Linked DNA regions of Homo sapiens: all the other regions are linked to region 2. A link is a loop called in an ENCODE intact Hi-C map of the cell type or tissue named here. Cell type or tissue: A673. All regions are shown on one strand. Region 1 overlaps SKAP1 (src kinase associated phosphoprotein 1). Region 2 has its middle 3.4 kb from the start of HOXB8. Region 3 overlaps SKAP1 (src kinase associated phosphoprotein 1).

The links. A loop is a pair of places that touch in the nucleus more often than their neighbours do. Peaks named below come from ENCODE experiments on the same cell type or tissue, not always from the same donor. Only the 100,000 strongest peaks of a DNase experiment are listed, where the experiment ranks them.
Region 1: a loop joins it to region 2, with 8 times the contacts of the local background. A loop is called at or near these places in 12 of 110 quality-filtered maps.
Region 3: it touches region 2 in a loop (4-fold over the local background); 19 of 110 quality-filtered maps call a loop at or near these places.

The regions. Positions count from the first base shown.
Region 1 is chr17:48,133,814-48,136,313 of GRCh38, forward strand. SKAP1 (src kinase associated phosphoprotein 1) reads right to left here. Exons shown (of 13, transcript NM_003726.4): 13 at 1-3. Among named protein-coding and RNA genes, the nearest start is that of MIR1203, 21 kb to the right of the region's middle. In A673, a CTCF peak has its summit at 1,493 (motif pointing right); a DNase peak (open chromatin) is centred at 1,468.
Region 2 is chr17:48,617,423-48,619,922 of GRCh38, forward strand. No RefSeq gene overlaps it. Among named protein-coding and RNA genes, the nearest start is that of HOXB8, 3.4 kb to the left of the region's middle. RefSeq lists an enhancer at 88-611. In A673, a CTCF peak has its summit at 1,339 (motif pointing left); DNase peaks (open chromatin) are centred at 1,329 and 1,819; H3K4me3 peaks cover 512 bases; H3K27ac peaks cover 614 bases.
Region 3 is chr17:48,260,076-48,262,575 of GRCh38, forward strand. All of the region lies in intron 4 of SKAP1 (src kinase associated phosphoprotein 1), which reads right to left. Among named protein-coding and RNA genes, the nearest start is that of SKAP1-AS2, 33 kb to the right of the region's middle. In A673, a CTCF peak has its summit at 1,409; a DNase peak (open chromatin) is centred at 1,406.

The DNA.
Region 1 (2,500 bases), 480 kb before region 2:
TTCCTAAAGGAGGAAAAATACATAAATTTGCTTTTGTGATTCAAAATATAGATGTATTAAAGGGCACAGAGTATAATGTTTTCCCCCTTACCCTGTCTCACAGTTTCTCTGTCCTTGGAGGCAACCATGTTATCATTTCATGTCTCCCTCCAGAAATATCCCATACAAATATAAACAAATAGGTATATATAGTCTCCAGTCCTTTTTTATACAAATGGGGCAAATTTGGCTCCCATTCTTTGCTGTTTTATTTTTTTTAAACTTACCAACATATTTCAGAATGTATTCCACACAGTTTCCCTTTCTTTTTTACTGTTGCATAATATTCACTTCTATGAATGTACTATAGTTATTTGACTAGTTCTCTGTTAAACATTTAGGTCATTTCCAAGTGTTTGCTATTACAATGAACCGTATGTGCCTGTCATTTTGCATATGTGCAAGTATAGCTGTAGGATAATTTCTATTTTTTTTTCTTTTTTTACCCAAACCAAAAATGGTCAATAGGATAAATTCTTTTTTTTAGATGGAGTCTTGCTCTGTTGCCCAGGCTGGAGTACAGTGGCTTGATCTCAGCTCACTGCAACCTCCGCCTCGTGGATTCAAGCAATTCTCCTGCCTCAGCCTCCTGAGTAGCCGGGTTACAGGCGCCCGCCACCACGCCTGGCTAATTTTTGTATTTTTAGTAGAGATGAGGTTCCACCATGTTGGTCAGGCTGGTCTCGAACTCCTGACCTCGTTATCTGCTCCCCTTGGCCTCCCAAAGTGCTGGGATTACAGGCGTGAGCCACTGCGCCTGGCCAGATAAATTCTTAGAAATAGATTTGTTGGGCCAAAGACAATGAAGAGATAAACAAATAAATGACAGAGTGAAAAGGGTGAATTTGTTTTTTATTTTTATTTATTTTTTTTGAGATGGAGTCTCTGTCACCCAGGCTAGAGTACAATGGCGCGATCTCGGCTCACTGCAACCTCCGCCTCCCAGGTTCAAGTGATTCTCCTGCCTCAGCTTCCCAAGTAGCTGGGATTACAGGTGCCCGCCACCATGCCTGGCTAATTTTTGTATTTTTAGTAGAGATGGGGTTTCACCATGTTGGTGAGGCCGGTCCCGAACTCCTGACCTCAAGTGATCCACCTGCCTTGGCCTTGAAAGTGCTGGGACTACAGGTGTAAGCCACCATGCCCGGCTGGCTGGATTTGTTTAGATTTGACAGAAAAATTCCAACCCTCTATACTTGTGGCCATGAAACAGTCTTCATCAGGAAAATCATAAAGTCAAACCTTGAGTGACAGGCCTGAGCTGGTGTTGTATGGTTGTACAAGGGCATTGGAGAATAAGATCTATCCTTATGTATTTTCCTAAATGAGTTCACTCAGCTGCTGCAGCACACTAGAGTGGGCTCTGGTCTGGACTCCAAGGAATGTTTGTATCACTGTCACACTGATGCCATTCTTTACCCCCAGCAGTGAAGACTGCTCCTATTTCAGGCCAGAAGATGGAGCTAGTGACAACATGCTGGTCTTGGGGGCCCTCCATCAGAATCTTAATTCTAACCAAAACCCACTCTGCACCAAAGTGGCTCCCACTATTACTCCACCCAAACCAGGCACCCACCCCCACTATTTTGAAACACAATGTGGTTCTTGCTAATACAACACAAACCTATTCTTTTTCTTTTTTTGAGACAGGATCTTGCTCTTTCACCCAGGCTGGCGTGCAGTGGTGCAGTCATGGCTCACTGTAATCTCAACCTCCTGGGCTCAAGCATTCCTCCCACCTTAGCCTCCCAAGTAGCTGGGCCTACAGACGTGCACCACCACACGTGGCTAATTTTTTAAAAAAAATTTTGTAGAGACCTTCTGCCCAGGCTGGTCTCAAACTCCTGATCTCAAGTGATCCTCCTGCCTTGGCCTCCTGAAGTGTTGGGATTACAGGTGTGAGCCACTGTGCCTGGCCCTGCAAACCATATTCTCTATTACTTAAAAGTTAATTTGATTATGTTCCATAGTTCCAATATTTCATATGTTCCAATATAAGGAATCCTCATATTGGATTCCTAATCTTGGTCAGTCATATTGCAATATGTGGGGATTTTGGGGAAATGGTGCCCTGGGTTTGAGAGCTGGGGATAAACCTAGATCCATCCCTGTGGCAAAAATTGCTAGTTTTATCCCAATATCCATTCTTCCCTTTGTATTTAATCATGAATCTCCCAATTCTAAGCTGGACACAGGGCTATAAGCTTTCTTTACAGCTTGCTGTGTCCATATATTCCAACTTCTGACCAATGGAATGTGAAAGGAAGTGTGTGCGCAACATCTGTGAAGTACCCTTAAAGGAAGAGGGTATGCTTTTCTCTCTCTTTTTTTTTTTTCTCAAGACAGTCTTGCTCTGTTGCCCAGGCTGGAGTGCAATGGCGTGATCTTGGCTCACTGCAACCTATGCCTCCCGGGTTCAAGCGATTCTCCTGCCTCAGCCTCCTGAGTAGCTAGGATTATA
Region 2 (2,500 bases):
TGGTCATTATTTGAAAACTCACCGGCGAGGTACAAATTCAATGGCTTGTTCTAAATCATCTCTACACCGTGCCAGAAATTCCTGATGGAAGGAAAATGTTTCTGTTATAGGAAAAAAAAAAAAAAAAAACGAAAGAGCGAGGAGACAATTTATAAACACCCAGCGGAGCGCAGATTTATTAGAGAAACTCAAGTTGAGGAGAAACTCCGCTTACCTCCTTGCACTAAGTCCTGGTGGGGGAGAGGAGAGGCTGCAGCTGGGGTGATTTTGAGGGGGTGGGAGTATCTATTGCTGGCGCAGGTTTGTCGGATGGAAGGCAGGGATCCGGCGGGGCCGGGAGGACACAGGAGATTTGGAATGCAAGGGGCTGTGAACAACCAGGGTGCGGGTCTCAGAACGAAAGTGCCCGGAGTCCAGACCTCCAGCTGCTCAATGAGGAAAGGACCGGCGCCCCCAGGTTTGCCTGCGGCCAGGGCCAAGGCGCACTGAAGCCGCACCTCTCACCTGGAAGCCCAGGAACCCAGGGAGAACAGAGCTCCTGCGTCCTGACGCCGCGCCCGCCTTCGCGCCCATGGGAAAACGCGCATTCTTTGGGAGCGCGCAAAGCATCCAGAGACCACATCCGAGCCTTCCCGCACCCTGCTGCCCTGGGGAGCCCCTGCCCCGTGCCTAGGTCGCCCTGCGCGAGCCCAGCCCAGCCCTGGACTCATACAAAGGCTCCAGAGCTTGCGCCCGTGCGAAGCCGCCCTGCCGGCTTTGGGCATCTCCGAATCCCCACAAAAGCTATGGCTCCATTCCCCCACACACACAAACTGGGGGGTCTCGGGCTGGCTTACGTGATTTTCTCTCCAGCCGATGGGCAGCTTCCTCTCCATCCTACCTTCTTTTGCCGGCTAGCCCCTCTCACCTGACCTGCTGACCCGCATCCAGGGACATTCCTTTCGCCTCCTTTCACGGAAAATCTCGTTGTTTCGAATCAATTCTCCTTTTGGATTTGGACCCATTATTCCTATTATTACTATTATTCCCCGTTTTCACGCATTTGTTGCCCCACCGAACACAGCAACTGGGTGAGAATCACTGAGCCCTCCTCTTGGGGAAAATTCAGAAAATTGACCATTTGAGGAGATGGGGGAACACTACTATAACTGAAATCTATAAAATGGGGGTAAGGCCATAACGAGCCCTATTTTTTTTATTAGGTACAAATTATTCATGACTTTTGGTAGCACTCAGTTCCTGGATTCAGGGCCGACCAAGGCGCGGTGCCGGGAGCAGACATCCGCAGCTGCCGCTCCAGGGAGTTTCACATGGAGCAAGGGTGCCATCTAGCGGCTGCTCTGCGAAAAGGCGCCGCAGCCACCGGCTCCACCAGTTTTCTGGGAGAGCAGCCGCAGAGGTGGCCAGCAGGAGAAACTTTCATAACTAGCAGTAAAAGGGGAGGGATAGGGAGTGGGCATCGGAATCAGGAAACGGTTCATGAAATTGTGTAGATAAGCTAAAAAATAGAAAAAAAACACAACAGAGGGGAGGAAAAAAAAGAAGCCCTAAGCTTTTTTCTTTCTACGTACACCTCCCACCCCTGCCCCTAATTTCTAGCGGAGACCGCAAAGCAGTGCGCCCTTTATGGCCTGTAAAAAGGGGGACCGAGCAGTTTTCAAACTCCACGCGATTGTTTCAAATTCTGAGGAGAAACAGTTGGGCTTTTTGTCGGGGGAGAGGAGGCCTGAGAGGATAGGATGAGACTGTAAAAGAATCAAGAGGCTGCCCGCGCCCAGACGTCTGGCCCCGCCGGACCTGAGTGTGTGTGTGTGTGTGTGTGTGTGTGTGTGTGTGTGTGTGTGTGTGCGCGCGCGCGCAGGAGGCTCCTCGTTTCCGACGCCTGATTCTGGAGGGGGTGTGAAGAACAAAGACAAGAGCCCCAGTTGCAATTTCTGAAGCATTTGCGACAACAAAGTGTTCTTTCCCGGCTTCTCTCTTCTCCCTCTCTGCCCCCTGCCACCCCCCGCCCCGGAAGCCCGGAGCCCCGTGTTCTGTGCGGGTGAGGGTGAAGGCTGCCGGAGCGGGGCCCACCCATTCCCCCGCCAGGCCGGGAGCCCCGGCCCAGCTGCGGCTCTCTCAGCTCCGGAAAGTTTCCCCTCGCTGTTTGCTTTGCTGCTGTTTAGTTTCTTAACCTTCAGAAATTTATACGCTATAAACTTTTATAGCGGTCATATTATTTTATTGCTGCGCACACGGCATTGAATTCCTCTCCCGGCTTCTCTCTGCCTCGCACTCTGGCGGTGTCCCTCTCTGAATCTCTCTTTTATGACAACTGATTTCCCCATCTCCGGCTTCCGAGCCTCCGCATCTTCGCCTTTGTTTGTCTTTAAAGAAGCAGCCCTGGGCTGGGGACCCAGACGCTGCAGGCAGAGGCCCCTCCAAGCGCCCTCGCCCCTACCACGCAGCACTCCCCTCTGTTCCAGCCTCGCTGAGCGTTTGCTTTAGGCAGAAACCGACC
Region 3 (2,500 bases), 360 kb before region 2:
GAAGACAACCATAGCATGAAAAGTGAGCAGCATGGATGACAAAATTAGAAAAAAATGAAAAGAGAGAAGTGTTGGACAATTGTTTCCCACAAATCTAAAAGAAATAATTAGGAATTTGATGTGGACAAGAAACTCCGAGGCTAGCAGCATGAAATACATAAATTTAAAACTAGTAACTTAGCATTTTAAGAAGCCATTAAGAAATCTCCTGTTTGAATGTGAATTTAAGAGTAAGGGAGATGAGTTTATTAGGATCTGGTCTTTAATGAAGAATATCAATTGAGTCCATCAAAAAATTGTGTACAAGAGGCTATTAAACAATGTAGACATATTTAAAGTGTGCTCAACTATAAACAAACACTAGAAACATTAGAATAAAACCACCTGAATTGTCTTTCAAGGTTAATGAGTTGGCATTTAGATTCATTCCATTCTCAAGTTTACTTGCAAAGATAAGAAGGGTCATTAAGTTGTATTATCGGTTCAATTTAATTGATTTGACTCGTGGACATCATATTAGAAACTGGAAAATGCCCAAGAATAAACACTGGAGGGGTGTGTGTGTGTATCAATATACATGGAAAGAAACAGGTAAATGTGTTGTAAGATGGAAAAAAAGGAAGTTAATGACATTATTTATATCGGAATCACCACGTGAAAAGAAATCAAGGTAAACGTCCAGATCAAAGCTTTTTCACACCATGACTATCTCGAATCAGCTTTTCTCCTTTCCTTAATTGGTTAACCACACACACACAGTTTAACAACAAAGGCAACCAAGTGGTCAAGGGATGCAAGAAACCTGGTGAAAACAAATGCCACGTTCTTAGTACTACTGTTCCCCTGCCTGGAACATTCTTCTTCTGTTCATCTTTTAAGATTCACCTCAAAATCCAGATACTCTAAAATGCTGTTCGGAATCCCTGATGTGAATTTAATCACTCCCTCTCCTGCAGTATTTAAAAAAACTTCTATTATAGCAATTATCACATTTTAGAATTAGAATTATTATAGTTGTGTTTGGATCTGAACGACCCCTAAGTCTGCAAGTCCTAGGAGGGCAGGGGTCAGTCCTTGACAATTTTTGGAAAATTTCTGATGCCATGCTCTGCAAGGATGTTTATCTGAATTAGTTGAAAGGATGACTTAAAACCATCTCTCAAAATACGCCATGCTTTAATGCTGTGGACAGTAAAGAATCTATGCTTTGGTGAACAACAGAAGAGTGACATGCCTGTGACTCACTCTGAATAGAGCCTTATAAAGCCTTAAAAAGAAATGTGGCACCAACCTTTACCCTCTCCTTATATACGCAGGAATCCTTGGGAGCTACAGGGTTAGTTTGGTTGCTAGGAGTAAGGCCTGAGAATTATTAGTGAACTGGCATCCTGGAAGCAGTAGGGGGCGTTTTACGCTGAGGATGCTATTGGAGGATGTACTCACAGACTGTGTGATGGGCGGTCACCTAGTCATTGTCCTGGTGACCTTTTAAATGTAAGCAGCAGGAAGCATAACTCAGGCCTGGTAGCAGTGATCAGAGTCATGGGGGAACAAACTGTAAAAATTCCAAAGCAAGGGCCATACTGAACCCAGAATTCTCAAATTCAGGAAGAAACTTCCTAGGCTAATTAATAGAGTTTGTTACTTAGGTTTCCCACATCAAAAGGGATTTGGTGTCGTTGTTTTCTACCCTTTCTATTCCTTGCCCCCTTATGGCATTACAGGTTCCTTTTGTTTTATGGTGGGGGAAAAAACCATACACACAATGAAAGAATATTGAAAAAGTTCTGTAAAAGCTCCCCTGAGAGAGAAAAATCTCTGGAAGTCATTCTTCCTCTTGGAAAGGCGTTGGATCAATTTCATTCTTCTCCAGATAACACATAAAACTCAGCACAGGCTATGTAAGTAAAAGAAAGTTTCAGTGAGGGTTTGTTTCTTGCTGCCAAGGGTCTGCAACTTCGAATTGCCTGAAATACTGAACATATTGAGACATGAATGCTGCAAACATCTAAAAATATTAGTAGTGTGGCTGCCTACAAAGAAGATGGAGGGCCTACCTGAGGCGGCAGAGCCTCTTACATTGGAGGGTTGGAGAGAATCATCCACCTGCAGGAGGCCCCCAGTCAGGAGGTTAGAAGACCATATTTAAGAAGAAGGAATCACAGTCCAAGTTCGGCCTCAAACCAGTACATTTTAAGAGTCTCAGTAGATAGCAAAGAGATCATAAAAATGACTCACCAAAAGGCATATATTAAAATTGGACTGGGATGCATTTTTAAGAAAGCCAGAAAACTCCAAGAGCATAGCTTCAGAATAAGAACAACACATGGTTTTTTGGGGGGGAAGTTTAATAAACTGCAGTTTTGGATTACCTTAATCCATATCCTTAATCCACAAAATTCTGTCATTCACTGTTTTGGGCAATGTGACATTATATTTTATTGTAAAGTATTATAGTATATTTCTGTTTGATGAGTAAAAACTTGAACAATTAAAATAA